2 separate regions of the Mus musculus genome follow, and region 1 is linked to region 2. Evidence: chromatin loops called from intact Hi-C (ENCODE). Cell type or tissue: heart. All regions are shown on one strand.

The links. A loop is a pair of places that touch in the nucleus more often than their neighbours do. Peaks named below come from ENCODE experiments on the same cell type or tissue, not always from the same donor. Only the 100,000 strongest peaks of a DNase experiment are listed, where the experiment ranks them.
Region 1: it touches region 2 in a loop (7-fold over the local background); 7 of 42 quality-filtered maps call a loop at or near these places.

The regions. Positions count from the first base shown.
Region 1 is chr10:94,459,862-94,463,861 of GRCm38, reverse strand. It overlaps a transcript of Tmcc3 not described here. Among named protein-coding and RNA genes, the nearest start is that of Gm32827, 35 kb to the right of the region's middle. In heart, a CTCF peak has its summit at 2,268 (motif pointing right); DNase peaks (open chromatin) are centred at 951 and 1,791.
Region 2 is chr10:94,406,807-94,410,806 of GRCm38, reverse strand. It overlaps a transcript of Tmcc3 not described here. Among named protein-coding and RNA genes, the nearest start is that of Gm32827, 18 kb to the left of the region's middle. In heart, a CTCF peak has its summit at 1,947 (motif pointing left); a DNase peak (open chromatin) is centred at 1,936; H3K4me3 peaks cover 666 bases; H3K27ac peaks cover 680 bases.

The DNA of each region.
Region 1 (4,000 bases), 53 kb before region 2:
GTGTATGGGGGGTGGTATAGGTGCCCTCAGAGGCCAGAATACAGCATCCAATATGGAGCACAAATTAGAGGCTGCTTTGAAGCATCTGATATGAGTTCTGAGAACCAAACTTGGATCCTCTAGCAAGTTCTCTTAACCACTGATCCCTCTCTCTAGGCCCCTGCCACACCTACTTTTATAGAGCTGTAAGCTAAACATGTTTTTCATATTTTTAAACAGCTGAAGGAGACAAAGAGTTCATGACATGTAGAGTCCGATGACGTCAACATTTCAGTATTCATGAAGTTTGCAAACCCATCTGTGCTCAAGTCTTGCCTGTAGCTGCTTTAATGAAATGCAGTCAAGTTCAGGAGTTGTGACAGACTACATGGCCCTCAAACCTTAGAGCATTATATTTCTTACCTGGCCCTTCACAGAAAGCATTTCCTACACTCTACAGTCTGGCTGTTTCTAATTGCAGTCTCTTTTTTCTTTCAAGACAGAGAAAAGAAGAGGTGGCCCCTGGAGTCTTTCACTCTGTCAGTGTTGTATGATTTAAAAAGAATGAGACAAGAACTTCTCAGTCACTTAAGGGACAAGACTGGAGGTCCTTCTTCACTCTCCAAGTGATGTAGACACATATGTGCAATTGGAGCTTGGAGACAGATAAATGACGAGAGAGAGACAGAGAACAGTCAGAGTCAAAGACACAGATTTCCCCGGACATTAGAAAGTGAGTTGGGCAGGGGCATGGGTGGTAGTGGGTCTTCCTCAGCCAATAGGATCAGACATAAAATTGATACAATGAGCTATAAAGCAAAACCAAAAGAGGATCTGGGAGCGTGTGAAGGGTCACGAGTCTTTAGAGTACATGGAGGTCTCTCTTCCACAGGCGCAGACAGCTTGGCCCCAAGTGTTTTCAAGTCTCAGCTGCTTCCACGTGCTCGAGAGAATGCTGCTTCTAGCTGGCCGCCGGCGTCCTTATTCAAGCATGACCCTGCCTCATTCCGATCCACCAACGACAAGGCTGGCCACTTGCCCAGCTCCAAAACTGGTCTCTGTTTATTTCTGACTCTAGGAAATGACAGAGATGTCCCATGATAACTGTATTCTGTGTTGTTGATTGGAGTATCTGATTTGTCTTGTGTAGTTAATGCAGAAAACTACTTTTGCTTCCCCTGCCAGTATCTTTTATCTGTGGACATTCTTCTCCTTCCAAGGTCCAATCAAACGTCTCTGTCATTTCATCTTCAGACTCTCCCTTAAGGAGGACTGTGTAAAGTAGGAGAGAAGCCAGCATTGTTGAGCAATCAGGAAAATGGGGTCCTCTTTAGAGCAGACAATGCCAAGGTCACAATAAGACAAAGGACAAAGGGAGGGTCACTTGAGGGCAAGTGGACGAAGACAGAGTGTAAGCAAGGAGGCTGGTTTTAGAAAATCCAAGGCCGTGTGGCCACCCTGACCTAAAGACGTCGGGATTTAATATCTTGGGCTTTTTCAGTATGTCAGGTCATAAACGCAATCCTAGGAGGTTAAGATGAGCTCCTCCTCTCAAGCAAAGTCCAAAGAAACTCAGTGGCTCACTTAAGTGGCAACCATGAAGTCAGAGCTCAGGACACTGGGTTCATTGCATGCTCAAAGCTTACCACCATGCCCCCGGAGCACGGCAGGTATTCAAGAAAGAATTGTTGGGAAAAGAGCGTCTGGCCAAATGGCAACCTTCAAGCCTGCTGCCTGAAGCTATTTCTATTGCTAATGGATGGAAATGGCTCAAGCTACAACAGGTGCTCCTCCCCCATCCGTTCTGACGTCAAGATGCAATTTGTCTATGACTTTCTAGCCCGAGTGTCATCCAAGGGCATCGGCCACAGAGTCCATGGGATATGGAAGGAACCAGGAAAGGGTCTCGGCCTCCTGTCTCCTAAGCACTTTAAGCTAATTCCTATGGGTTGAGTTACATAAACCTTACAAAGCAAATATGGACCCACTCTTATAGAGATGCTATTTAAACTTTTAATTTCTTTTTCTTTCTTTTTTTTCTTTTTTTTCCCCCGAGACAGGGTTTCTCCTGGCTGTCCTGGAACTCACTTTGTAGACCAGGCTGGACTCGAACTCAGAAATCTGTCTGCCTCTGCCTCCCAAGTGCTGAAATTAAAGGCGTGCACCACCATGCCCAGCATTTTAATTTCTTTAGATTTGTTTATTTTCTGTGTATGGGTGTTTTGTCTGCATGGGTGTTTTGTCTGCATGCAGAGCATCGCATGCATGCAGTACCTACTGAGGCCAGAAGAGGGCATCAGATCCCCTGGTACTAGACTTTGGGCTTGTTGTGGGCCACCTTGTGGGTGCTGGGATGTGAACCCAGGCTCTCTTCAAATGCAGTATGTATTACTAACCACAGATCCCTCCTTACAGCCCTGGGGAGACACTACCTTTTACATTATTAAGCCTAAAGTCTGCATTCTAAGCTTAACAGCTTAGCAACAGGATAATGAAGTGACACAGGTAAGTTGCACAGGATTCCTTAGACCTGCCTTCTATAAGAAGCCACAGGTATAAATACAGTGTGACCGTGCATGAAAATGCCAAAGAAAAGCCAGCTAGCTGTTTTTTTTTCTGTTATTTTTCTCCCCAAAATAGTGAAACTTTCTATCATTCATGATTCATTAATACCTATTGACATATTTCAAGTTTCGAATGTTGTGTGAAGCCACATGTTTCCTTACATGGCTTTAAAACAAATGCCTGATCATACCCCAACGATGCCCCTCAAGGCATGAGGACCCCAAAGGGACAATGGCACAGGCTTAGTGAGTCTTTTATCAAAATTTTTCATTTTTCCATCTTTGCAAAAAGACAGACTCTCGGGTAAGGCTCTGCAACCTTCAATTTTACAGACATATTGGACATAACAAGCCATGAAATTGCTTCACAAAAGAAATCATTTTTCTGATTCAATAAATGATCCAGGAGTTGGAGGAAACCCATTCAATGCCTGATCTGAATGAGAGAGAGCAAAGAAAAAAATCTTTAATGTTATTTAAACTAGTCCGGACTGAGATATGGAGTTCTGAGAGAGGGTCAGAAAAGAATCCACTTCAAAAGAAGACCCAAAGAAAATCAAAAGACCACAAAAGAGATTTACTTATTTTTATTATTCCCAAGAAAATAGCACTGTCCCCAGGCATTGCCACCAGGCTACCCAGGTCTGAAAGATAACGAAGTCCATCAGGCTGACTGTCTGCTAACCTGGACAGAAACAGCAGTGCTGGGTGAAGTCACTCCCCACAAAGACAAGAGAGAGCTGAGGATTCCCCAGAGAGAAAGTGACTTTCCTGCCAACACTCGTCACAGGTTTGATTTTACTTTCTGTTTTTGATTTTTTAAAAAAAAAATGTTTTCAAGATTTTTTGAAAATGTCTTCTGTAACCCAAGCTGGCTTCCAACTCACTAGGTGGCTGAGAATAAGCTCAGACTCCTGCACTTCCTGCCTCTACATCTTGAGTGCTGGGATTGTAGGTCTGGGCTGCCCACACTTGGATCATGCAGGAACAGGGACTTAATGCAGGGCTTCCGTCATCCTGGGAAAGGGTTTTACACCTTCAGCCTATGGTGTGATTGTTTCCATACAATTCAGCACCGGTTTCTTCTCGCTATCAAGGCAAGAAAGAGAAGCGGGCTTCTAAAATGAGCCAACGTTCTTACCTTTTTTTCTAATAAATGTGTTTATGAAATCATTGTTTCTCTTTGCTATGTGCAACGGAGACAAGCTGGAATCGACAGCCCAGCTTTCAGAGTTTGCTATGAAATCTCAAAGTGATTAGATTAGGAGGAACCTGGCCACGTCGCTGGCTCCACACTGTATCTCTTCGCTTCAGAGTGTAGCCCCTGGAACCACCCTCTGAAAATTTGTTGTAAATGAAAATTTCCAGTCTCTTCCTCAGATCTAATGAAACAGAATCTGCTTTCTTCCGTGGCCTCCATGAGTTTTACAGAAGAGCATATATCCCCAGTGTGAGGA
Region 2 (4,000 bases):
TGGTGCTTTAGGGCAAGTTTATGATGATTTTTAGCTTTTGATGAATTTCCGTTTCAGGTCCCAGCTCCACACAGATCTTGCTTGGAGGATTTTGCCTTTTTAGAGGCACCAGGCAATAGGCTGATGTGAGATGGGGGGTGGACCTCACTGGAAGTTTGTCTTCTTTTTAGACATCAGAGCAACTCGGGAAAATTCTTTTTGAGAACTGCTCTCCTGGTCGGGATCTATATTTAGATTCTGAACTATAGACGGGGTGGGAGTGGGGATGGGGGTGGGGGGCTGAGACTCCCCGTGGGTCTTCCTCAAAACACATCAGCCTAGGAACTGAAGAGAGCGATATCCTTGTTAATCCAATCAGTTCTAGACAAGAAAACTAGAGGATTCTGCTGAGCAAGTCCCCCTCTGGTGCTTCAATTATCCCTTTGGCTGTCTACGTCCATCAAATTAACTCAGGATTCTAAAGTCACATTTCACATTGTTTTATATGACTATCAGCATGGCAGGTTTAACCCAAGACTCCCACCATCATCTGAAAATAGCCTGGCAGCTGGGGTGTCTCACCCCTTCCAACAGTGTCCGCGGCTATGGAGGGGACAGCAGGAGTGACAGGCTTCAACCACTGCCCCCACTTTTGGGATGGTCTGAACTGCTGTGAGTTGGGTTTGCATTTCCCAAACTAAAACAATAAGTAAAGCAAGGGTTTCTGGGAACAGATAGGAGTATAGGCATATGGTGATTAATTTGCCTGCACCACCACATCTGAAGTAAAGGATAAGTACAAAGTAGCAACGACCATATTAAAAACCACAATAACAACATCACCCGGCTAACTTCATCAGTAAGATTAACTCAAGCTTTTTTTTTTCCTACTGGATAGGCAACACTTACTAAATTCTTTCCTGTGTGGGAGAGCGCCTAAGAGAGCAGATGCGGGTGGGAGGGCAGATTGCTACATTCTTTCAGAAAGGAATCTGAAATCCCGTTGGAGATGCTTTTAAAAATGAATATACTCTATGATTCTACAGTCTCACTTCCAGGAATGTATCCCAACAAAGCAAATGTACACAGAAGCATGTGCAAAGATAATCTTTGTAAGGATGCTTATTATAGTTGTAAGTTGTAAAAACCACGTGGTTATTACAGTCCACGATGCACTGTTAAGTGGTCACTGAAATGTGGAGGTACACTGACTCAGAGACATACCTGCAACATGTTATTAATGGGAGAAGGTGACGAAATGTATATATACCAACGTGTCAAGTGATTCTACTTTCAATAAACAGTATGCATACATAACAAATATAAATTAAAAATGCCAGCCCTGTGGACAGCCTTCTGCTGGATTGTTGTCTGAGCAACAAGAAGGTGGGAAATGAGCCTCCCAGGTACTTTTTACAGCCCAGGACAAGCACTTGTTCGTTTGTGCATTTTGTCCCTGCAGTGCAGCAGTTCTCAGCCTGTGGGTTGTGACCTCTTGGGGGATTTGAACGAACCTTTCACAGGGCTTGCCTGAGAACATCGGAAAACACAGATATTTACATTATAACTCATAACAGCAATAAAAATGACTGTTATGAAGTAGCAATGAAAGTAATTTTATGATTAGGGGGTCACCACCCCATGAGGGACTGTATTAAAGGGTGGCGGCATTAGGAAGGTTGCAAACCGCTGCTCCCGTGGGCTCTGCTTCATTACTGATCCTCACCTCTGTGATCACTCAAGGTTGCTGAGAGCTGGTTCGGGCCAGTGTGCGACAAAGGCAGACTGTACCACGGCAGTGATTATGTACAGATGGCGCCGCTCCCTCCCTCCACTCCCTTTTGCTCACCTCTATTTCCTGGCTTTGCCTATAATGATCCTGTAATGAATATGCGTGTTGTGTGTGGCTTCCAGAGTAAAACCAGGAACAGGAAAACAACGGTTACACAGACAGCACTGTTGCCACCTGCTGGCGATTATAGGGAACAGCCACAGCGATTTAAGGTGGACGCCCACAGCAGGCGGTGATGGTGAGGGCTGTGGAAGACCTGAGCTCTGCTCTCAGATTCCCCGCTGTTTCTGCCTGGATTTAGGGACTTTTTGCAATGGAAAACAATCTTAACTGTAGAGGGCTTCTTTACAATGTTTGGGGGGGGGGGAATTCCACCTTCCAGAAACAAAGTCAGGTTTGCTGCCTTAGTCTGAATGCTAGGGAAAAATCACATTCCCTGCCCCATGTAGCAATGCGCATCTGTCAGATAGTTTAAGGACTGTATCTCCTCTAAATCCCTCCCTCTTACAAACGCATTTATTATGAGCTGGTGAGATGCCGCCACGGCTGACTTTGTTCCCCCGGACCCTCAAGATGGAGAGAATCAACTGCTGAACTCAGGTCATCCACAAGAGCAGAGTGAGCTCTTCCGAGTCATCCGTCCCATGGCTTCTCTGGCCTGACAGATGATCAGCGTCTTCTCCAGGGTGTGTCACTTTCTTAGGTCTTTGTCAAATGGCCTTCAATGAAGCTTTTCTTAATTTCTCTATCACACAGTTAAACACGTCCCTCTGTTTGGTCCTCATGTTCTTTCATGACGTCTTCCGTTTTAGCTTACGCGCCGCTGATGAACCGCACGTGTGAAGAGACAGGGACACATCCCAGTCACACAGTCACCGCCCCCTCCACGATGCCTGGCATCTGCCGCAGATGCCCCATGGTACCCAGTGCAGAGTTCCTGCACGAAAGGTAATAGCTTTCGCTGCATAGCTCAGATTTGAAGACCAACAGGACTGGCGGCTTGGATACGTGTGAGCTCACGTCAAGCCAGGGTCTATTCTTCGGATGCTTTTTGTTAGGCAGTTGCTGGAGCTGATCAAAGGGATGAGGCCATGAAGCCCAGCACTCTATCTGCTGAGTTTCCCACAGAGCTCTAAGTGTCACACAAACCCAAGCTCAGCACTGACACAGAAAAAGCACAGTTCTACCAGGTGTCAGGCACTGGCTTCTCCCATGCTCGGGCTGGAAAGCAGCACCAGATATTTGGAAATTTCCACAGATGACAACCTGTCTCTCCTCTGTAAACTCCTGCTTGCCTTTCTCCTCAGAAGACCAGGAGCCTGAGCCTCCACATAATCATCTGTCTTCTAGGTACCATAACCTCAGACCCTGCCATCCCAGGTCTGTCTGTCTTCTAGGTACCATAATCTAAGACCCTTCCATCTCAGGTCTGTCTCCAGGGGAAGAATTTGCTGTAGGGACACCTCACACCTTTTTACCCCTTACACAACACTGGCCTTATACAACACTGGCCATATTTATTAATTAATTAGTTAATTAATTAATTAGGTGATAGCTTTCATTAAAAATATGGTTCTTGGTATCCCTGTTTGAAATGAAGGACAACAATTCCCTATTTTTATTTTTTAAATAGAAAGGCTATTTTCTATAACACACATACATTTGTATTAAGGGCCTTAAGCCACCCCCACACATACACACACACTCATGAACACAGAGACATATGCACATACTCATGCACACACAGAGACATTCGTATAATACACATAACACACACAATGAATTCCCTGTTCCTTTTATTACTTATAAAGGTAAACACGATTGTACCGGAATGTATTAAATTCCCTTCTTACAGAGGATGACCACACATGTCTCCTGAAAGTAGTGGACTCCAGACTGTTGGAGCCCACCCAGAGGAGCTATGATCCTCCAAGTCACCATGGACACAAAATGAAACAGAGGGAACAACAGAGTCACCAAAGGCATACTCGTGATCCAATCGCTATTTTGAAAAAAGGCTATTTTAATATCAGAAAGGACATGTTCTCAGAGTGACTTGAGAAAGACTTGGTCTGCTTTCATAACCTTGTCACAGACTTGCACCGCGGTGCTCAGAAATGGAATCCAGGGAACCCTTAGCCAAGAAATATGGTACTAGCAATGCAGGGAGGAAAGGCAGAGAAAAGCCAGAGGAGGTCGCCCCTAGTCTCTACCCAGAACCAAGTGATT